3 separate regions of the Homo sapiens genome follow, and all the other regions are linked to region 1. The links are chromatin loops, found by intact Hi-C in ENCODE. Cell type or tissue: heart left ventricle. All regions are shown on one strand.

The links. Hi-C counts contacts between places; a loop is a spot of excess contacts. Peaks named below come from ENCODE experiments on the same cell type or tissue, not always from the same donor. Only the 100,000 strongest peaks of a DNase experiment are listed, where the experiment ranks them.
Region 2: a loop joins it to region 1, with 3 times the contacts of the local background. A loop is called at or near these places in 5 of 110 quality-filtered maps.
Region 3: a loop joins it to region 1, with 2.3 times the contacts of the local background. A loop is called at or near these places in 10 of 110 quality-filtered maps.

Annotation. Positions count from the first base shown.
Region 1 is chr5:170,740,980-170,748,979 of GRCh38, forward strand. LOC107986473 (a long non-coding RNA gene) reads right to left here. Exons shown (of 3, transcript XR_007059044.1): 2 at 5,932-6,214; 3 at 4,393-5,132. Among named protein-coding and RNA genes, the nearest start is that of GABRP, 39 kb to the right of the region's middle. RefSeq lists enhancers at 2,775-3,534, 4,294-5,053, 5,054-5,812. In heart left ventricle, CTCF peaks have their summits at 3,662 (motif pointing right), 3,861 and 7,003 (motif pointing right); DNase peaks (open chromatin) are centred at 3,242, 3,712, 4,702 and 6,562; H3K4me3 peaks cover 1,117 bases; H3K27ac peaks cover 4,225 bases.
Region 2 is chr5:170,893,448-170,901,447 of GRCh38, forward strand. RANBP17 (RAN binding protein 17) reads left to right here. Exons shown (of 28, transcript NM_022897.5): 5 at 2,603-2,668. It also overlaps the pseudogene LOC100419059. Among named protein-coding and RNA genes, the nearest start is that of RANBP17, 35 kb to the left of the region's middle. In heart left ventricle, a CTCF peak has its summit at 3,459 (motif pointing left); no DNase peak of the experiment used is centred here.
Region 3 is chr5:170,913,782-170,921,781 of GRCh38, forward strand. RANBP17 (RAN binding protein 17) reads left to right here. Exons shown (of 28, transcript NM_022897.5): 8 at 386-459; 9 at 2,684-2,803; 10 at 4,932-5,078; 11 at 5,660-5,832. Among named protein-coding and RNA genes, the nearest start is that of RANBP17, 56 kb to the left of the region's middle. In heart left ventricle, a CTCF peak has its summit at 3,557 (motif pointing left); no DNase peak of the experiment used is centred here.

The DNA of each region.
Region 1 (8,000 bases):
CAGCCCCACCGGGTAGGATCCTGAAGACCCATGATATGCTACAGGTCCCAGTTCTAGAATAAAACATAGGGACCAAGACTAAGCCAATCATTACCTCCCATGCCTCTGGCCACAGTGAAATTTTAGGAATAGGCTTAAAACCTAAACTCACGCAAATAGCATGGAATGTTAGGGCTTTTACTGAGAACAATGAAAGTTGCTCATTGTCCTGCCTGACATGAATGAAAAACACAGAGCCCTGGGACCTATAGGCCACCATTCTGTAATCTGCAGGGAAGCCAAGCTAGAAATGTAGGTAAAGAGACCACAGTGATTCAAGGCAGAGGGATGAAAGAATGGGTTGCTGATGTCATTGAACTGCAGATCAAGCTTCATATGAAGTTACATTTACTTCTAGTGTTCATTGCACGTATCCATAAATATCAAGAAATTTGCTTTTCTTTTTTTTTTTTTTTTTTTCTTGAGACAGAGTCTCGTTCTATTGCCCAGGCTGGAGTGCAGTGGTGCGATCTTGGCTCACTGCAACCTCCGCCTCCCAGGTTCAAGCAATTCTCCTGCCTCAGCCCCCCAAGTAGCTAGGATTACAGGTGCATGCCACCACACCCAGCTAATTTTTGTATTTTTAGTACAGACAGGATTTCGCCATGTTGGCCAGGCTGGCCTCGAACTCCTGACCTCAGGTGATCTGACTGCCTCGGCCTCCCAGAGTGTTAGGATTACAGGCGTGAGCCACCACTCCAGGCCGAAATTCACTTTTTAAAGGCAATTCTAGTTGAACTTTCTGTAACTTGCAACCTGACACTTTCCATTAATAAGCCCCGTCGTCTAACCCTCTAGTGTTTCTTCTGGCCACTTTATTCCCCGCCATGCTTCTCCAGCTACATCTCATCACTCTCTACTCCCAGCAGGAAGCCTGCCAACTCCAGTCTACCCCTTCTGCCCTCATCCCAAAGCCCAGTCGGGACCCCTTATCCAGACTAGTGCAGGCGAGAAACAGAGGTCTGCAATCCTGTGTCACTCTTCCCTCCAGTGTGAACTATATTCAGCTGGTGTCCATGAGAACGCCTAAAGGGGGACAAGGATTTTAAGGCAGGGGTTTGAGAACGAAGAGTATGCAGTCCACCCCAACCCGCTCCCTGCTCTACCTGAGGGTCAAAGCCCCTCACTGTTCACAATGACACAGACTAGGCAAGTGCTGGGGGAGAGCCGGGGAAAGACAGACAAATGTGGATTCTAAGCAGAAGAGCAAGAGAGAACACTAAACTTGCTGTGGTCAAGAAAGAAAGTAAAAGGAGGAAAGAAGGAAGCGGGGAGGTGAAAGGGGGGCAGAGGAGGAATGAATAAAGGGGATAAAGTCCTTATGTAGTAAATGCTAGCCCACCGTAATAGCGAATTTTATGTGTTAACTTGGCAAGGCCATGGTAACCAGTTTTTGGTCAAACATCAGTCTGTTTGGCATTGCTGTGGAGGTATTTTTCAGCTGAGACTAACATTTAAATCAGTAGACTTTGAGTACAGCAAGCTATCCTCCATAATGTGGGTGGGCCTCATCCAATCAGTTGAAGGCCTCAACTGAGAGAACATAAGTCCCCCAAGGAAGAGAGAACACTGCCTCCAGACCGCCACGCGATTCGGGACGGCAACATCAACTCTTCCCTGGGTCTCGATTTTAGACTTGCCAGTCCCCACAATCACATAAACCCATTCCTTAAAATAAATCAGTCTGGCCGGGCACGGTGGCTCACACCTGTAATCCCAGCACTTTGGGAGGCCAAGGCGGGCGGATCACGAGGTCAGGAGATCAAGACCATCCTGGCTAACACGGTGAAACCCCGTCTCTACTAAAAATGCAAAAAAAAAATAGCTGGGCGTGGTGGCGGGCGCCTGTAGTCCCAGCTACTCAGGAGGCTGAGGCAGGAGAATGGCGTGAACCTGGGAGGTGGAGCTTGCAGTGAGCCGAGATCACGCCACCGCACTCCAGCCTGGGTGACAGAGCGAGGCTCCGTCTCAAAAAAATAAAAATAAATAAATGATTCTGGGGATGTGTCTGTCTGTCCATCTGTCTCTCTCCACACACACACACACACACACACACACACACACACACACACACACATCCTGTTAGTTCTGTTTACCTGGAGAACCTTGACTAACATACCCATTAAAACCAAAATATGTCCTTCAGGGTGTTAATGTTTGGTTGAAGAAACACAGAAGTTTAACAATTGTATCAGGCTGGGCACGGCCTATAATCCCAGCATTTTGGGAGGCCACAATGAGAGGATCACTTGAGCCCAGGAGTTCTAGACCAGCCTATGCAACATAGTGAGACAAAAAAATGAAGAAAATTAGGGGTGTGGTGGAGCGCACCTGTAGTCCTAGCTACTCGGGAGGCTGAGGCAGAAGGATCGCTTGAGCCCAGGAGTTCAAGGCTGTCGTGAGCCATGATCTCACCACTGCATTCCAGGCTGGGTGACAGAGTGAGACTCTGTCTCAAAAAAAAAACAAATCTGTACCAAAATTAGATGATTCTAGATAACCAAGAAGGAACTGTGCGAGGGCACTCTGATGGGTGGTCAGAGCAGGGTGGAGAGAGGGACAGCATTTCTGGAGCAACTTCTACTGTCAGCACCGAAGAACAGCACCTAATTTACTAACACAACCACCCTCTGATATACAAATAGAAATAAACTCCCCTTTTTCCAGACAGGGAGAGCTCAATAAGGTAAAACCACCAGCCCGAGGTCGCACTGCCAGTAATTAATGGGTTCAGAACTTAATAATGATAATGATAATGACCATAGCAACGTTTATTCGGTGCTCATAATGAGCCAGACACCACTCTGAATGCCTAATATAAATTATCTAATTTAATTCTCACCAAGAAAAAAAATCCTATTTCATTTGATGTCCCACTTTATCCACAAGGAAACCGACTCAGAAGTGATGGAGACAGGTTTCAGGTCAGCTGGTCCAATCCCAAAGCCCATTCTACACGCGCCCCTACTCTGGCTACCTCCCACTCCAACAGAGGCGTTTTGTCTCCGACACCTCCCCCCTGCTGTTCACACAAAGGGAGGACAACCCTGGGGGTTCTGGTAATCCTGGAAGGCTTCCTGTCAGAGGTGGGCCGGGGGAAACGCGGGCAGGAGAAGGGAAGTCTCGCTCAGGGGAGTGGTGTGCATGGGGCAGAGGCTGCCAGGGACGCTGAAGGCTGATAGCCGGGTTGGCGCGGAAATGGGACGCCGCAGGGTGGGACAGGCGGGAGGGATGGGATGGGCAGGGTGTGATGCCGGACGAAGGAAACGGGCCTGCCCGGCAGGTGGCAGAGAGCCACAGAAGAGCTCCGAGGGGGTGGTGCGTGAGATGGCGCTGCAGGCTGGAAAGGGGCTGCAGGCAGGGTGCCTCCAGAGACCGCAAGAGAACAGCTTGCGAGGGACCGTGGGAACTTCAAGGAACCGCACCGCCCTCCTGGACCACCCGAGAAAACAGGGGAAGTGGGCGAATGAGTAGACCAAAGTACTCATGACAGGGCAGGAGCAAGTGAGAGACCCTGGAGGACCATGGAGAGAACGTGGTAACCGATGGAGAGGGATGAAAACCGAGCCGCGGGTGTGAGTCTGAGGCGCCCCCAGGCCCACCAGCGTGTGAGCGGCAGGTGCTGTTCGCCATCAGCCGCTAGATGGAGCCGGCGCCTCGCCGAATGCGCCGGGATCCGTCGCGTGGATGTCAGGTCCGGGCCAGGGAGCCAAAGCGGCGGCTCCGCGGGGACCCTCCACAGTTCCGGACTCCAGCCCAGCGCCGGCTTCAGGGCGTGCGACCCTGAGCTTGGTTTAACGCTCCGCCACCGCGGCCTTGAAATTCACAATTTGTGAACAAGGGGACCCACTTTTTCATTTTTATTTTTGATTTACATTTTATTTTATATGTTATGCTATGTTGTTATGTATTTTTGAACGGGTCTCGCTCTGTCGCCCAGGCTGGAGTACAGTGGCGCGGTCATAGCTCATTGCAGCCTCCACCTCCCAGGCTCAAGCCATCCTCCCACCTCAGCCTCTTGCAAAGCTGGGACTACAGGCGCGCCAGCACGCTTGGCTAATTTTTTGTATTTTTTGTACAGACAGGGTTTCCCCATGTTGGCCAAGCTAGTCTCAAATTCCTGACCTCAAGTGATCTGCCTTCCTCAGTCTCCCAAAGTGCTGGGATTACAGGTGTGAGCCAGGGCGCCCGGCCCCACCTTTTCATTTTTGCCCTGAACTTGGCAAATTATGGAGCAGGTCCTGCCCAGGGCTTTCAGTTTCCAGCACTTTCTTGCCTTGACTCATTTTCCCTCCCACACCGCAGTGAGGAGAGGTTAGGGTCCCATTTTTTTATAGACCAAGAAACTAAGGCTCAGAGAGGCGAAGAGATCTATTTAAAATCACGCACTGGCCCTTGGTGGAGCAGGGCCAGAAGCCACATTTGTGACCCCAAGTACAGAGCTCTTTCCCACCCACCTAAGAGGCTGTCCCCTGGCAGGCAGGGTCCCACCTAGAAGGCCAAGACCCTCGCCCACGCCCAGCAGGGAGCCTCCTTCAGGCCCACCTGTGCTTATGGATAGCTTAGGGTGGGCCAGGGCATCTGGGCTCCAGTTGCTCAGAGGCTGGGGCAGGGCTGGGACAAGTGGCAGAGCTGTTCCCAGAGTCTGTTTCTTCTGATGATTGGAAACTCCCTGGCAGCCAAGAGGAAGAGGCAGTCCTCGGAGCCCAAGCTGCCAGTCCTGGCTCTGCTTCCTGGACAGCCAGCCACAGACACTGGCGGTCAGAAGGACCTTCCCTCGGGGCAGCTGCCCCACCACGGAGCTCCTGCACGCAGAGCGGGAGGGAGGAAAGGGGCCTGGCTTCCAAGTGAATGAGACAGACCAGAGCTTGAGTCCTGGCTCCCCGCATTCCAGCTGCACGCCCTTAGGCAGGTGGCCCCTCTGAGCCTTGCTTTCATCAGAAGTAAACTCAGGATCACATTCTCGGGACTGCTGCAGGGAGGGTTGCATAGTGAAAGCACCTGGCAAGTTGCAGAGACTTCATAAATATTCCTTCATTTACTCTCGGTTTCAGTCACAAAGGCAGCTGAGTTGTCTGCTCTGGAATCTTCCCCTGGGGGATGAAGCACAGAAGCCTGCTCTGGGGGTCACAGACTCTCCCCTAAGCAGGGTGGGGGCAGAGTGCTCGGTGAGGGGAGGGCTGGAGAGCAAGAGAGCTGTGAGAAATATGCTCCATCAGGCCAGACCAGCCACCGGAGGGGATGGGGGGGCATGGGGGGTGGGGGCCCACTGCAGGTCCGAAGCGGCCTGCCAGGTGGCTTTCCACGCTGGTTGGGGCTGCAGACAAGCAGATGCATTGAGGCCAGGCCATGGGGCAGGAGGAAGACAACACAAAGATAATAATACTCGCATTGCCCCATGTGGTTCTACAACCCCAAGCTGGTGCCAAAGCCTTCCCCTCGCTGCATCCTCACCTCCGCACTTTACAAATCAGTGACCCAAGGTCAGGAGAGTGACACAAAGACGTGGACCAGCCTCCTAATTCTTGATTCAGTGATCACCCTGGTATTGCAGAGTCAGGGCCCCAGACCATGGAACAAAGGGGCAGGAAAGGCAGGATGTCCCTCCTTGTTCCTCCGTCTGCCAGCTCCACAGAGCTGGAGGTGGGGACTGGGGTCAGGAATCAGGGACCAGAGAACAAAAGGTTCCCGTCATCCCAGGGCCTGTGCCTTCCTCTGAGTGCAGTCGCTTGGCTGAAACAGGATGAAAGGTTTTCCTGGGGCCCTTGGAGTCTGAGAAGCTGGGCTCCAGCCCCACTGCTGCGATGGACATGCTGTGTGACCTCAAGAACATAAGTCCCCCTCTCTGAGCCCCTGTCTCCTCATCTATGAAACAGGGATGATAATCCTTACCTCACAGGATTGGAATGGTGTCAGGATGACATGTGAGTTTCATGGTCGGTCAGACTGACTTCAGACTCCAGCTCTGCCCTCTATTCGCTCTATGATCTTGTGTAAGTCTCCACCTCTCCACGCCTCAGTTTCCTCGTCCGAAAAACAAGGATGTTAAGACCTCCTGTCAGCTGGACACGGTGGCTCATGTCTGTAAGCCCAGCACTTTGGGAGGCCAAGGCGGGGGGATTGCTCGAGTCCAGGAGTTCCAGACCAGCCTGGGCAACTTAGTGAGACCTCAACTCTACAAAAAAAATGAAGAAAATTAGCTGATCACGGTGGTGCGCATCTGCTGATCCAGCTACCTGGGAGGCTGAGGCTGGAGGATTGCTTGATCCCGGGGGTTCAAGGCCGCAGTGAGCCATGATTTTGCCACTGCATTCCAGCCTGGATGACAGAGTGAGACCCTGTCTCAAAAAAAAAAAAAAAAAAAAAAAAGACCTCCTGTCTAGGGTGTTCTAGGATGTTGTAGAGATTCAATAATGTTAATCTCCCCAGGAGAGATGGAGGCTGGAGGTAACCAGGGCTGCATTTCACTACAGAGGCCACCCAGGACCTGGCCTGGCGCCTGCCCCAGCACCCAGGCTTATCCAATGCCCACAGGGCCAACAGTGCAGAGGCATTCCTGCTGTCACCCAGCAGCCTTTCAGGAATGAAAGTTGACAATCAGAATGAGTAGTGACATTAACCAGGCCACATCAACAATGAAAAGACTGTGAATTATTTGAAATCTGGATCTAAGAGACAAAAACCTTTTGTTCCATGATCTCAGAATCTTTCAAAGGCTCATGTATGCCTCCTCACAACAGCAGCCACCAAAACACTTGGACCTCTCTGCCTCAGTTTCCTAATCTGTAAGCCACAGAAATGCTGTTCGGACCTCCTTCAAGAGAACCTGCCTGACCTTGTCTTGAGTAAGCGTTCAGAGTAGGGGTGACGATGTTCCTATGGTCACCCCACTCCACCCCAGGGAGGGGAGCTGGGATGGCTGCTGCAGGGGCCTGGCCACCAAATCCCCCAGGCTGTGCCCAGAAAGGGACTGGCCACCAGGGGGCTTTAGTTCCAGGCCACTCCTGCTGGACACCGAGTCCTCCAACAAGCAACTTGCTTCGTGGAGGGTAGTTCCCCGCAGTGCTGTCTGTGGCTCTTTCTACCCAGTCTCTCCTTCTACAGATGCCAGACCCACACCGACCCTCCGCTTTTACCTTCATGGACTTCCTGCCCGATACATCTCGGGGACATCTAACCCCATCTTGGCATCTGCTCTTGAAGGGCCCTGACTGGCACGGGGAGTGATAGCAATGCCTGCGGCACTGAGCTGTGGTCAGGACGCAATGTAACCTGCTCAGAACATGCGGGGAGCACAGCCTAAGTGGAAGAGCTGGGACAGTCACCACCGACCACATCCACTCATGGATTTGTCTGTTGGTAGAGGTTTAGTTGGTGTTTCCTTATATACCTAAAGGAAAGTAGTTTCAGGCCGGGCGTGGTGGCTCATGCCTGTAATCTCAGCACTTTGGGAGGCCAAGGCCAGTGGATCCCTCGAGGCCAGGAGTTCAAGACCAGCCTGGCCAACATGGTGAAACTCCGTCTCTACTAAAAATACAAAAATTAGCTGGATGTGGTGGCAGGCACCTATAATCCCAGCTACTCAGGGGTGTTTCACATGAGAATTACTTATACCTGGAGGTGGAGGTTGCAGTGAGCCAAGATTGTGCCATTGCACTCCAGACTGGGAGACAGAGCGATACTCTGTCTCAAAAAAAAAAAATGAAAAAAGAAAGAAAAGAAAAGTAGTTTTAGCCAAAGGAGGTATTTCTCTTGCACTGTAAGCCAATTTCAGCCAGGCCACCAAAATTGCCTCCCTCAGAAGCAAATATCTGCAGAAGATCCAAGAAAATTTGCTCAAGGGTTAGCTCCCACCTTTGCTCCAAGAGACACTGGCTCCACTGCTGAATGAACAAATTGTGCAGCTCAGCCTACGTTAGGCTGTATGCTCACATCTCCTCCTCTGGATCTTGGTTCCCCGG
Region 2 (8,000 bases), 150 kb after region 1:
AAACGTAATTCCCAAGTAGAAGAGAACTATTTTATCTGATGTCCAGCTAAAGAAACATGATCTGGACTGGGCGTGGTGGCTCATGCCTGTAATCCCAGCACTTTGGGAGGCCAAGGCGTGCGGATCATGAGGTCAGGAGATCGAGACCATCCTGGCTAACACGGTGAAACCCTGTCTCTACTAAAAACACAAAAAATTAGCTGGGCGTGGTGGCGGGCGCCTGTAGTCCCAGCTACTCGGGAGGCTGAGGCAGGAGAATGGCGTGAACCCGGTAGACGGAGCTTGCAGTGAGCGGAGATTGCGCCACTGCACTCCAGCCTGGGCAACAGAGCAAGACTCCGTCTCAAAAAAAAAAAAAAGAAAAATCCATGCTCTGTTAGTATTCTTGAGGAAAAATTGGCAGTTTTGATTAATAGATGGTTCAGTTTTGGTTCATGGTTGAGTATGGGCAATTTTGACTTTCGGAGATTTTACTTTTATGCAGTAACTTTAAAATTCAACCCCTGTCTAAGATATAACTTCATCATATAGTGCAGTGCTGGAAACCTCAGAATATGAAATGCTAGGTTATGCTGCTTCTGTCTTATCTATGTTGTTAAAACCTGGTTAACAAATATTTGATCATTTAGAACTCCACAGGAATAAGTGTTCTTAGCTCTGAGGAGATCAGTTTATACTAGGGCAGAAGGATAGTTTATTCAGGACAAGTATGAGCTTCACACTTCAGAGTTGCATTTGTAAGTTTGGCAAGCACAGTAGCATCCCCCTTTTGTCTTTTACTAAGATTGTTCATCAAGATTTATTTGAGTAGACAAGAGGCGACCATGCAGTTCTTTAAAAATAAAGTCAGGGTTGAAATTGAATGAAATTCTTGTTGGCTAACATTTCTCAAGCTCCCTCTTTAGTGGCCAGTAAGCTCAACTTAAGTTGGGATTCAATGTACCTTTACCAGTTCTGGAAGACCAAAAGAAACAACATGTTTTAGCTTGAAAGTTTATTATATAATAGTATCACCATAGAATAGTTAGTACGTGTTTTTTATATATATATATATATATATGGCTTGACCTAACCCTGCATCATGAGAAAGTCAATTTTGGCTTTAGTGTTTTAGTTTTCTAGAATATTATCATATGGTTCCTTTGAGTATTAGCAGCTTTTGTGAATTTTGTCCTAAAAGTTATTTTAAGTTTGTCACATCTTTAACAGCCTGAACTTTTGTGCATTCTCTTTTTTCTATTATTATGGCCCTCTTGCTGCCACACTCCAAACATACTTATGTGTCTCCTTTCTACTGATATACTCAGGAGATCCTACTGTCATTTAGGGCAGTGCTATTCAAATTACCGGTCTTCAGCAAGATAAGGAGCTTATGTAAGACTGTAAATGAACATAGTGCCTTCTTCATTGAGAAAGACTTGCTATGACAAAAAAGCCAGCTGACCTAGTGTACTTTGTGACTTAGCTGTTTTATAATCTGTTACATGCTCTTTATTTTGTCATGGACGAGTAACAAACTATTTTCAAATTAGAATTGAGTTTGTAGGTCATCAATCAGCTGGTTCTAGCAATTGGTCAGGGTACCACACTTTGGGGAACATTAACCTGGTGTACACATAGGATGGATGTTTCAGTGTGTAGGAAATCTGGAGCTCAGTTCAGACACTCAGACTGTCTTGAAAGGCCATAAATAATTAAAATGCAAAAATTGTGAGACCTTTTTTTGTTCTGAGATAATTTGAATTTAATTACATCCAGTGATAATGGAATTCTGTGATAGTTAAAAGGAATGACCAACTATAAAATTAAGATTTGAAAAGTGTATCTATCTTCTGTGTCAGTTTTTAAAAATGATTGCAATGTAATTGGATGCTGCATTTATGATTTTCATAATTCCAGTATGATTTCACACAAGGGTAGTTTGTTAGTAATGTGCATATAAAGTCTGAATTTTAATGATGGAAAATTTGAGATTAAATTGGAAGCTGATTAAATTAAAAACATTATATAGATAGTCATGTATTTATCTCATTGCATTGTGTACTTTACATGCCATCATTATAGGTATGTAACAATTTCATATACATGCACAATTAATGTTAAAAGAGCCTAAGTGATCCTATCTGATATTAGAACAAGAGATTTGAATTAGTGCCTAAGCTACTTATTATTTATTTATTGTTGAGTGTCTCTATCTCAATAGGCTTTAAGCAAATTATAGAGCTAAAAGCATTTTTTGCTTATTCTTATTCTTGGTCTTATAAAAGGTATTAAGCTAAATTCTTGTATTTTGAAACTTAGTTTATTATTTGTCCTATAAGTGCTGGAAACATTTTGTTGAGTATCATGCATTTATAAGGGAGGAGCTTTTTCCCATTTAGCTCTGTGTATCCAAATTTATCTTTCAAAAAATAGGTTTGAAATTCTTTTGTTTATAGAACTCATAGCGATTTTTCTTTATATTTTATAATTTTGTTTCCATTTTATTATTGAGTAAATGTGGTGTTTCAGTCTTTAATTGTTTGTAAATGTTACCTGGTATATACATTAAGAACCAATCACTTGTCTCCACTTAGGCTAAACTTTGTTATTTTCTCCAAAGGGTACTGTGGAACACTGCATAATAGGAGTAATAATCCTTTCTGAATTGACTCAGGAAATGAACCTGGTAAGCGAGCCTTTCCATCTAACAGGAGCCTGAGTTTGCTTAAGTAATGCTGTTTCTTTTCTGCTTTTATTTGTGGCAAAATAGACAGCCTTCATTTTGTGGCATAAAACTCTGAATAATCAAGTTTTTTGTGTGTGTATCTGTTTTATTGATGGGCTAATTAAGTGGTGGAATATTTTCATTGTTATTGAAGATATCTGCAATAGTACAGAGTATTACAAAGAACAGAGAATTAGACATGGTTCTTGCTCCCATGGGCACTTGGAGAATTGTTCTTTTACCTCATATATGTCATAATATGCTAACCATAAGAAATATATGCAAAAGAGAAACAAACCTTTATTCACTTACAAATAAAATATAGGTGGTTTGAGGAATTGATTCTCAACAATGGATACACAGCAGGACTCATAAAAAAACAGGCTTTTTTTTGACTGGGCCAGGTGGCTCACGCCTGTAATGCCAGCACTTTGGGAGACTGAGGCAGGGGGATCACCTGAGGTCAGGAATTCGAGACCAGCCTGGCCAACATGGAGAAACCCCATCTCTACTAAAAATACAACAATTAGATGGGCGTGGTGATGGGCGCCTGTAATCCCAGCTACTGGGGAAGCTGAGGCAGGAGAATTGCTTGAACCCGGGAGGCAGAGATTGCAGTGAGCTGAGATCGTGCCACTGCACTCCACCCTGGGTGACAGAGCAAGACTCTGTCTCAAACAACAATAACAAGAAACAATACAGGCCTTTTGGGTTGCAGGCCCAATGCAGAGGCCGGCGCGGCTCACAAGCGCCCCCAGCTGACTATGCACCAGAATGACCCAGTTGGTGGTCATACTGGTTGGCCAGTGCGAAAACCAGATTGGCTGCTGCTTCTGGGACCTGGCACTAAGGGAGCACGCCGCGGTCAGCCAGAAAGGAATCTATTATGAGGCAATAAGCAGCTTCCTTAGAAATGTGGATACCAGCTGTCTTGATTGACATGGTAGAAGGGATAGTGAATGAAATTCTGCAGGGACCACTGAGAGATGTATTTGATACCAAACAGCTCATCACTGATACTTATGGCTCCGGAAATAATTGGGCTGTGGATCACAAAGTTTTTGGCAGTCTGTATCAAGACCAGGTTTTAGAGAAACTCAGAAAGTTGGCAGAGCACTGTGATTGCTTGCAGTGTTTCTTTATAATACATTCCGTGGGAGGAGAATCAGGATCTGGGCTTGGCACATTTCTTCTTCTTCTTCTTCTTTTTTTTTTTTAAATATTCCATTGCGCGTATGTGTACGTACAACCATATTTTCTTCATTGTTATACTTTAAGTTCTTGGATACATGTGCAGAATGTACAGGTTTGTTACATAGGTATACATGTGCCATGGTGGTTTGCTGCACCCATCAACCAGCCATCTATCTACATTAGGTATTTCCCCTAATGCTATCCCTCCCCTAGCCCCCCAACCCCCAACAGGCCCCGGTGTGTGATGTTTCTCTCCCCGTGTCCATGTGATCTCATTGTTCAGCTCTCACTTATGAGTAAGAACATGCAGTGTTTGGTTTTCTGTTCCTGTGTTAGTTTGCTGAGAATGATGTTTCCAGCTTCATCCATGTCCCTGTGAAGGATATGAACTCGTCCTTTTTTATGGCTGCATCGTATTCCATGGTGTATATGTGGCACATTTTCTTTATCCAGTCTATCATTGATGGGCATTTGGGTTGGTTCCAAATCTTTGCTATTGTGAATAGTGATGCAGTAAACATATGTGTGCATGTGTCTTTATAGTAGAATTATTTATAATCCTTTGGGTATATACCCAGTAATGGGATTGTTGGGTCAAATGGTATTTCTGGTTCTAGATCCTTGAGGAATTGCCACACTGTCTTCCGTAATGGTTAAACTAATTTACACTCCCATCAACAATGTAAAAGCGTTCCTATTTCTCCACATCCTCTCTAGCATCTGTTGTTTCCTGACTTTTTAATGATCGCAATTCTAGCTGGCGTGAGTTGCAGTCTTGCTTTATGAATCTGGGTGCCTCTGTATTAGGTGCATATATATTTAGGATAGTTAGCTCTTCTTGTTGCATTGACCTTTTAACATTATGTAATGCCCTTCTTTGTCTCCTTTGATGGTATCTCATTGAGTTTTGATTTGCATTTCTCTAATGACTAGTGATGATGAGCTTTTTTTCATACGGTTGTTGGCCACATAAGTGTCGTCTTTTCAGAAGTGTCTGTTCATATCCTTTGCCCACTTTGTGATGGGGTTTTTTTTTCTTGTAAATGTGTTTAAGTTCCTTGTAGATTCTGGGTATTAGCCCTTTGTCAGATGGATAGATTGCAAAAATTTTCTCCCATTCTGTAGGTTGCCTGTTCACTCTGATGATAGTTTCTTTTGCTATGCAGAAGCTCTTTAGTTTAATTAGATCCCATTTGTCAATTTTGGCTTTTGTTGCCATTGCTTTTGGTGTTTTAGTCATGAATTCTTTGCCCATGCCTATGTCCTTAGTGGTACTGCCTAGGTTAGGGTTTTTATGATGTTAGGTCTTATATTTAAGTCTTTAATCCATCTTGAGTTAATTTTTGTATAAGGTGTCAGGTAGGGGCCCAGTTTCAGTTTTCTGTATATGGCTAGCCAGTTTTCCCAACACTATTTATTAAATAGGGAATCATTTCCCCATTTCTTGTTTTTGTCAGGTTTGTCAAAAATCAGATGGTTGTAGATGTAGAGCATTATTTCTGAGGCCTCTATTCTGTTCCATTAGTCTATACATCTGTTTTGGTACCAGTACCATGCTGGTTTGGTTACTGTAGCCTTGTAGTATACTCTGAAGTCAGGTAGCATGATGCCTCCAGCTTTGTTCTTTTTGCTTAGGATTGTCTTGGCTATATGGGCTCTTTTTTGGTTCCATATGAAATTTAAAGTAGTTTTTTCTAATTCTGTGAAGAAAGTCAGTGGTAGCTTGATGAGGATAGCTTTGAATCTATAAATTACTTTGGGCAATATGGCCATTTTCACAATATTGATTCTTCCTATCCATGAGCATGGAATGTTTTTCCATTTGTTTGTATCCTCTCTTATTTACTTGAGCAGTGGTTTGTAGTTCTCCTTGAAGAGGTCCTTTACATCCCTTGTAAATTGGATTCCTAGGTATTTTATTCTCTTTGTATCAATTGTGAATGGGAGTTCACTCATGATTTGGCTCTGTTCGTCTGTTATTGGTGTATAGGAATGCTTGTGATTTTTGCACATTGATTTTGTATCTGAGACTTTGCTGAAGTTGCTTATCAGCTTTAAGGAGATTTGGGGCTGAGATAATGGTATTTTCTAAATATACAATCATGTCATCTGCAAACAGAGACAGTTTGACTTCCTATCTTCCTATTTGAATACTCTTTATTTCTTTCTCTTGCCTGATTGTCCTGGCCAGAACTTCCAATACTACATTGAATAGGAGTGGTAAGAGAGAGCATCCTTGTCTTGTGCCGGTTTTCAAAGGGAATGCTTCCAGCTTTTGCCCATCCAGTATGATATTGGCTGTGGGTCTGTCATAAATAGCTCTTATTATTTTGAGATATGTTCCATCAATACCTAGTATATTGAGAGTGTTTAGCCTGAAGGGTTGAATTTTATTGAAGGCCTTTTCTGCCTCTATTGAGATAATCATGTGGTTTTTGTCATTGGTTCTGTTTATGTGATGGATTATGTTTATTGATTTGCATATGTTGAACCAGGTTTGCATCCCAGAGATAAAGCCGACTTGATCATGGTAGATAAGCTCTTTGATGTGCTGCTGGATTTGGCTTGCCAGTATTTTATTGAGGATTTTTGAGTTGATGTTCATCAGGTTTAATGGCCTGAAATTTTCTTTTTTTGTTGTGTCTCTGCCAGGATTTGGTATCAGGATGATGCTGGCCTCATAAAATGAATTAGGGAGGAGTCTCTCTTTTTCTGTTGATTGAAATAGTTTCAGAAGGAATGGTACCAGCTCCTCTTTGTAACTCTGGTAGAATTCAGTCGTGAATCCGTCTGGTCCAGGGCTTTTTTTTTGGTTGGTAGGCTACCAATTACTGCCTTAATTTCAGAACCTGTTATTGCTCTATTCAGGGATTCAACTTGGGTTTAGTCTTGGGAGGTATGTGTGTCCAGGAATTTATCCATTTCTTCTAGATTTTCTAGTTTATTTGCATAGAGGTGTTTATAGTATTCTCTGATGGTAGTTTGTATTTCCGTGGGGTCAGTGGTGATCTCCCCTTTATCGTTTTTTATTGTGTCTATTTGATTCTTCTCTCTTTTTTTCTTTGTTAGTCTGGCTAGTGGTCTATCTGTTTTGTTAATCTTTTCAAAAAACCAGCTCCTGGATTCATTGACTTTTTGAAGGGTTGTTCGTGTCTCTATCTCCTTCAGTTCTGCTCTGATCATAGTTATTTCTTGTCTTCAGCTAGCTTTTGAATTTGTTTGCTTTTGCTTTTCTAGTTCTTTTAATTGTGATGCTAGGGTGTCGATTTGAGGTCTTTCCAGCTTTCTGGTTGTGGGCATTTAGTGCTATAAATTTCCCTCTAAACACTGCTTTAGCTGTGTCCCAGAGATTCTGATACATTGGGTCTTTGTTCTCAATGGATTTAGATAACTTATTTATTTCTGCCTTAATTTTGTTATTTACCCAGTAGTCATTCAGGAGCAGGTTGTTCAGTTTCCATGTAGTTGTGCAGTTTTGAGTGAGTTTCTTAATCCTGAGTTTTAATTTGATTGCACTGTGGTCTGAGAGACTGTTATGATTTTGGTTCTTTTGCATTTGCTGAGGAGTGCTTTACTTCCAATTATGTGTCAATTTTAGAATAAGTGCGATGTGGTTGTGAGAAGAATGTATATTCTGTTGATTTGAGGTGGAGAGTTCTGTAGATGTCTATTAGGTCTGCATGTTCCAGAGCTGAGTTCAAGTCCTGAATATCCTTGTTAATTTTCTTTCTCGTTGATCTCTCTGATATTGACAGTGGGGTGTTAAAGTCTCCCACTATTATTGTGTGGGAGTCTAAGTCTCTTTGTAGGTCTCTAAGAACTTGCTTTATGAATCTGGGTGCTCCTGTATTGGATGCATGTATATTTAGGATAGTTAGCTCTTCTTGTTGTGTTGATCCCTTTAACATTATGTAATGCCCTTCTTTGTCTCCTTCGATCTTTGTTGGTTTAAAGTCTGTTTTATCAGAGACTAGAATTGCAACCCCTGCATTTTTTTGCTTTCCATTTGCTTGGTTAATCTTCCTCCATCCCTTTATTTTGAGCCTATGTGTGTAGGCTATTTACAAAGGCACATGAGATGGGTCTCCTGAATACAGCA
Region 3 (8,000 bases), 170 kb after region 1:
GCTAAGTTGAAAAGCAGTTGGAATGGGATAGGGTACAGTTTTTTTTTTATTGTAAGCTTTTTAGTACTGTTTACTTTTTGATACTGTTTGAATTCTCAATGTTTATATTACTTGAATACAAATGAAAATAGTAAGAAGATTCTCCCAGTTCAAACTGTAGTGCTACATAGAGGAAGTGCTACATGAGGAAGAGCCTGGCTAGTTAATTTCTCTCTGTATTATTTCATCTTTCAAAGGAAAATAGCTAGGAATTAAAAATAGGCCTAACTGGAAGGAATGGCCACATGCAGAGGCCTTGGATTTCTCAGTTTGTGTGATATTGTCTTACTTTGTTAAGATCACTGAATTGAAAGTAATGGTGTTAGAAAATAATTTTTTTTCCCAGTTTTCCTGGAACCAGAAACATTGGATCTTTTCTTCAATTTGTATCATTCACTTCCACCACTACTATCTCAGTTAGTAAGTAAAAGTCATTCGTTATTTCGTTAAAAAATACCTGTGTAAATAAGGGGTGGTATATATTTACTTCAAAAATTCTGTTTATATATTCAATTGAGTTTACTTTTCACAGTAAGTTCTTATATTTTCTGGGATGTATACTGCTTAAACTATTTGTCAAATTTTGTTTGTTTTGTCAACGTTACATTTTATTTCATGGGTGAGCCTAGAACCAGTAACTGTTGATTTAGCTCTTGCCCAGAGCCAGGACAACCTACCAATCCCTAAATACATATTTTTTTCCTACTCAGTTCCCATAGGGCCTAAGTCCAGCAGCTGACCACCACACAAGGACTTTCCCTTCTACTACCCTTCTCTAACTCTTCCTCAACCTTGCCTGGCTCCATGTCTTAGGTTTGACAGGCTGTCCCCTTCAGATCTCTGAATAAGAAATGAAGGGGATCTACTCACTTGAATTGTGTTCATCAAGCCAGTTATTTATTTATTTTTTGAATCAGTGTAAATTCTATTGCATGCTTAAAAAGTTCTTGATACTCTGTAGTTGTATACAACTTTGAGACTCTTAGCTCCATCTTTGCGGAGCCTAAAACAAATCTGTCAAGGTTATTAAAAATTGTAAGTTTAAGTTTAAACTTGTAAAGCTGGGGAGTTCTAATATTGCCATTTTCTGAAAAACATATTGCATATTTAAAGTATATATCAGTGATGTGTTTGTTTAGGTATCTTATTGCCTAAAAGGGAGGAAAGCATTCACAGAAATGTCCTTTTTAAAAAAACATGTCTTCTCTTGAATCTAGAGTTTAAGGTAGTGCTTTTTAAACTGGGTTTCTCAGGGTACCTCATGTTTCCAGTTGGGGCCACAGCCTTCTGTCTTTTAGTCGCAACAGTCTTGCTTTTAGTTGTGTAAAAACCATGGTTTCATGTAATTATGTTTTGGGATAAAACAAAAAAGGTACTAGTGCTTAAAAAATAAAGTAGAAAACAACTGCTTTGAGAGATAGTAATGAACATTTATTGGACATGTCCTATTTATTGTATGATACTTATCTCACTTAATCCTCAAAGTGGCCCTGAAAGGTAAATGATAAAAATCCCTACTATGTAGACCCAGAAAAACAGAAAACAGACCCAGATTGACTAAGTGACTTCCCCCAGGGCAACAAAGAAAATATTGGCATTGAGATTGAAACACAGGTCTTTTTTGCCCCCAACCCCAGGTGTTTTTAGTACGCTAGTGGTTCCTATACTTGTACTTCTGAGTTTCCTAAGGAGTTTTTTGTTTTTGTTTTTGTTTTTAATTTGGGTTTTAGGTTCTCATGGTAGGGGCTGTGGCAAACTGGAGCACATCTAAAAAGGGCGTCATTTGATTTTTGTCTCTTTTCTCACCGTAAAGTACCTACCTTTTCCAGCACCATTTTCAGACCATTTTTTAAGATGCTAATAGATGGTGTAAAATATTCCTTGACCAATTAAATTTGGAATATGCTGGATTACATTACAGGTTCCCCCTGCCCCCCCCAACAGGATACCACGGTACATAATGTGCACTATTTCCCAAACATACTGTACCACAAAACCATATTTTCTTTTTGGTAGAAAACCTGATTCATTAGAAAATGGAACTAGATATCATAAGCAATTGAGAGCCTATTAAATGTATAGCATGTACAGGCCTTGAACTGGCTGATTTTGTTAATGAAAAAACATTAGAGGGGAATACATACAAATAGGAATTTTTATGATGGGGTAGAAGGATTGTGGGTGGTGGGAGTGGTTGATGATATTTAGCTTTTATTAATTTTATGTTCTATAATGCTTTTTATATTGCATTATAATGCATTATATTCTATATTGCATTATCATGCGTTATATTCTATATTGCATTATCATGCGTTATATTCTATATTGCATTATAATGCGTTATATTCTATATTGCATTATAATGCGTTATATTCTATATTGCATTATAATGCGTTATATTCTATATTGCATTATAATGCGTTATATTCTATATTGCATTATAATGCGTTATATTCTATATTGCATTATAATGCGTTATATTCTATATTGCATTATAATGCGTTATATTCTATATTGCATTATAATGCGTTATATTCTATAATGCATTAAAATTAAATTCATTTTAAATGTAAAGACTAGTATTCCTTACATGTGGCCACAGATACTTTGAAAATTGAAATGAAATTTTTTTGGTATTTTTTAGGCACTTTCATGTTTAGTTCAGTTTGCTTCGACAAGAAGGTCCTTATTTAACAGTCCTGAACGTGCCAAGTACCTTGGTAATTTAATTAAGGGAGTAAAAAGGATACTTGAAAACCCTCAGGTATTTATGAAGTAATTTAATACTTAGCATATAGAGATACAGTTTTTCAGCTAAAGGCACATAATAAACTCATCATGAATTTATTATGATTCTGGAAGAAAACATTTAGTATCATATATATCTTCCTTAGAGCTTTTTTTTTTTTTTTTGAGATCAAGTCTTGCTCTGTTGCCCAGGCTGGAGTGCAGTGGTGCAATCTTGGCTCACTGCAACCTCTACCTCCCGGGTTCGAGTGATTCTTCTGCCTCAGCCTCTTGAGTAGCTGGGATTACAGGCTTGCACCCACCACCTCTGCTAATTTTTGTATTTTTAGTGGAGATGGGGTTTCACCATGTTGGGCAGGCTGGTCTCCAACTCCTGACCTCAAATGATCCACCTGCCTCGGCCTCCCAAAGTGCTGGGATTACAGGCATGAGCCACCATGCTCAGCCCTTAGATCTCATTTGTGGTGGAGATGGGTAGTTTTTAAAAATGGATGTTTCCATGGCTGACTTCTGTGTTTCTCTTATTTTTTTCTTTTAGGCAAATATGACTAGAGATTATCTATCTTACTATGCTTCTGTCTTTTACCATTGTATTACATTTCTTTGCTTGCTCTTAAACTACTGAAGTGATTAATTCAGTATGTCCACCTTATGAACTAGAAGACATAATATAAATCTGAATGTTAATATTGGAGCAAGTGGCCTTAAATTATGAAATTATGTTTTCTTGCCCTCTTGTGGACAAGTAAGAGTTTGTAGATTTTAAAATTTTTTCTGCATTAACTTTAGAGCTTCATTGCCAATATTCATTTCAGAGAATTGCAAAGCTGCTATTGAGTAATTTGGGTGCTTACATAAAATATTTTGTTTTACTTTTTATTTTGATTTTGGTTTAAAATATCTGTAAAATACAGATTTTTAAAGGTTAAATGATTTAAGGAGGTTTACCTAATTCTCTTGGTTATTAATAAATTTTGGGGGGTGACATATATCTTCAGTAAGAATGTTCTACAAAAAGCAATTGTTTTTGCATATTCTCAGAAGTGTTTTATGGGTTATGCATTTATTTTATCTTTTCAATGTTAGTATAGTTGTGAAATTTTCTGTTTTGCTGATAAAGAGGATTTTACCAATATACTTTAAAATGTTTAGTTGTTTAACTCACTATCATCAACCAATAGGTGGAAGATAATATGCCGATTCCTGATAATTTCTCTTAAATGATTTTCCAACATCCTTACGTTAATGTTTCATGGCTGTAAAAGTTGGTATGAATATTAGATTGTTTTAGAATCACAAACATGTTTTAAAGATGTATGATTACAAAATTTTTTTGGTTATTTTTCTTTAATAGGTACTATTTTCTATATATTTCATGGAGCTCCTATGAATGAAATTGCTTAGAGACTTTCAGTTTTACAAAGATACTTTTTGAATTCTGTTTCATCCCAGCTACAGTGCATACTAAAACTGTTTTCAAGGAGCTTACAGACAACTGGGCAGACCTTTTTTGTTACTTCCTTTTAATCTATACTCCTCCAAAATTTACCTGGGTGAATTTTGTTTTTGCTCAACTTTAGTTATTTGCTCAACTTTATTCCTTACATTGCAGTAATTTGTTTGAATGACTGTCTAGAGACATGGAGAGACACGGAGTTGCTTGAGGGTACAGTGCCTGTAGATACTCAATAAATATTTGTTTAATTAAGAAAATTTCTGTTATTTGTGTGCTCATACATACCATTTCAGTCTGGTGAGTATTGTTCTTTCCTAGAGTTTACTTTTAATCTTAAGTATTTTCCAGGTCCTTTGTTGACTTCTGTTTAAACCACAGTACACACACACACACACACACACACAACTTTTGTGTACTATAATAGCTTCCCCAAAATTATAATTTAGTCATTGTGATGCAGATCTTCTTCCAAGGCCTCTACTTTGGATTCCTTGTTATTAATCATTGATGACAAAACTAGACCTAGCAAGAATCCCTCTATTTTTTTACATTGTTAACTACCCAATTGACACAGAGTATTTTAAGTACTCATGAAAATTGGGAGACTTAAGATGCTTTGGGGTTTTACTGATTTTATTGTCCATAGGTTGGCTTGTTTTTAAGCCTTTCTTTTTGTCTCATAATTTAGGGTTTGTCTGATCCAGGTAATTATCATGAATTTTGTCGATTTTTGGCTCGTTTAAAGACAAATTATCAGCTGGGAGAATTAGTTATGGTGAAGGAATATCCTGAAGTTATTAGATTGATTGCTAATTTTACCATTACTAGCCTACAGGTAGGTAAAAATATGTAATTATGTTAAACTGTAGCCAGTTTTAAAACAGCTTCTTGGTAAGGGTTGGTGGGGGTATTTGAAAAATATCTATTAATTTGATTACTTTGCTGGAAATGTTCATTACAGGGTTTTAGGTAAAAAAATTCATTGAAATGTATATAATAAAAATTGAGAAGCTATTTAAATATCTAATAATTGAATAATGGCTTGAGAAACTATAATAAAATCTATGTGAAGAAATAAAATTTTTACAGATTATATTATAGAAAAGTTTTTAAAATAATTTTAAGGGAGAGATTATAAAACCATGTTTTTCACAGGATGTCAACTCTGAAAAATATTCATGGAATGATTAGAGGGAAGTAGAGTAATATTTTAATGTTACTCTGGGTGGTAAAATAATAGAGATGTTGGTTTCTTTATACTTTTTTGCATTTATAAATTTGCTATATTATGTGTTCATTAGTTTTATAGTAAGAATAAAAGTTAATTTAAAAATGTATGTTTAGTAATTTTATTCTGTAATTCTTATTGTAGGAAGATGTAATATTTTAAATAACTTCTGCTTTATTTCTTTGTAGCACTGGGAATTTGCTCCTAACAGTGTTCATTATTTATTAACTCTGTGGCAAAGGATGGTAGCATCTGTTCCTTTTGTGAAATCAACTGAACCCCACCTATTAGACACTTATGCACCAGAAATCACGAAGGCCTTTATCACTTCTCGGTTGGACTCTGTTGCCATAGTTGTGAGGTATTCAAAAACTAAATGTTTTTGTTGTATTTCCTTTTGACACTTGGAATTTTTTAAGATAAAGTTATAAATTTAAAATTCACCCCTTTTAGCGTACAGTTGTATGATTTCTGACAAGTGCACACAATTGTATAACTACCATCACAATTGAGATATAGATTAGTTCCATCAATCCAGATAGTTCTTTTGGCTCCTTTTTCAGTCAGCCCCTCTCCTCACCCTCATCTCTGGCAGTTACTGATCTGTTTTGTGTACCTGTAATTTTTTTTTTGTCTTTTCCAGAATGTTGTATAAATGAAATTATACAGTATGCAGCTTTTTAGTCTGATTTTTTTCCACTTAGCATAATGCATTTGAGAGATTCCTCTGTGTTGTGTTAGTACTTTACTTTCATTGCTGAGTAGTATACCATTTTGTGGATATATCAGTTTGTTTACCAATTCACCTGTTGCTGGACTTTTGAGTTGTTTATGTTTTTGGCCATTGTAAATAAAACTGATGCAAATACTCCTGCACAGATTTTGTACAAACATAAGTTTTTGTTTCTCCTGGGTAAATAGCTAGGTGTGGGATTCCTGGGATGCATGTTAAATATAGTATATATTTTACTTCGTAAAAGCTGCCGAACTATTTTCCAAAGTGGCTGTACCATTTTGCATTCCCGCTCACAATGTATGAAAGACTCAATTGCTCTGTGTTCTCACTAGCACTTGATATTGTTAGTTTGAAAAAATTTTACTCATTCTAATAACTATGTAGTGGTACCTCATTGTGGTTTTCCCTTAATGACTAATAATGTTGAGCATATTTTCATGCACTTATTTACCATCTGTATGTATTCATTGCTAGTGTGCTAGTCAAATCCATTTCCCATTTTTTAATTGGGTTGTATATTTTCTTTTTTTTTTTTTATATTGAGATTTGAGCAGTCTGTGTATTTTCTTCACAAGTCTTTCTGTTATGTATTTGCAAATATTTTCTGTGTTGTTTGCCTTTTCATTTTCTTTCTTTTTATTATACTTTAAGTTCTAGGGTACATGTGCACAATGTCTTGCCACGTTGTCTTCTACAATGGTTGAACTAATTTACATTCCCACCAACAGTGTAAAAGCATTCCTGTTTCTCCACATCCTCTCCAGCATCTGTTGTTTCCTGACTTTTTAATGATCACCATTCTAACTGGCATGAGATGGTATCTCATTGTGGTCTTAATTTGCATTTCTCTGACCAGTGATGATGAGCATTTTTTCATATGTCTGTTGGCTGCATAAATGTCTTCTTTTGAGAAGTATCTGTTCATATCCTTTGCCCACTTTTTGATGGGGTTGTTTTTTTCTTGTAAATTTGTTTAAGTTCTTTGTAGATTCTGGGTATTAGCCTTTTGTCAGATGGATAGATTGCAAAGATTTTCTCCCATTCTGTAGGTTGCCTGTTCACTCTGATGATGGTTTCTTTTGCTGTGCAGAAGCTCTTTAGTTTAATTAGATCCCATTTGTCAATTTTGGCTTTGGTTGGCCTTGCTTTTGGTGTTTTAGTCATGAAGTCCTTGCCCATGCCTATGTCCTGAATGGTATTGACTAGGTTTTCTGCTAGGGTTTTTATGGTGTTAGGTCTTACATTTAAGTCTTTAATGTATCTTGAGTTAATTTTTGTGTAAGGTGTAAGGAAGGAATCCAGTTTCAGCTTTCTACATATGGCTAGTCAGTTTTCCCAGCACTGTTTATTAAATAGGAAATAATTTCCCCATTGCTTGTTTTTGTCAGGTTTGACAAAGATCAGATGGTTGTAGATGTGTGTTATTTCTGAGGCCTCTGTTCTGTTCCATTGGTCTATATATCTGTTTTGGTACCAGTACCATGCTGTTTTGGTTACTGTAGCCTTGTAGTATAGTTTGAAGTCAGGTAGCGTGATGCCTCCAGCTTTGTTCTTTTTGCTTAGGATTGTCTTGGCTATACGGGCTCTTTTTTGGTTCCATATGAACTTTAAAGTAGCTTTTTCCAATTCTGCGAAGAAAGTCAGTGGTAGCTTGATGGGGATAGCATTGAATCTATAAATTACCTTGGGCAGTATGGCCATTTTCATGATATTGATTCTTCCTATCCATGAGCATGGAATGTTTTATCAAGGTTCATAGCTTCCTTTCATTGGGTTAGAATATGCTCCTTTAG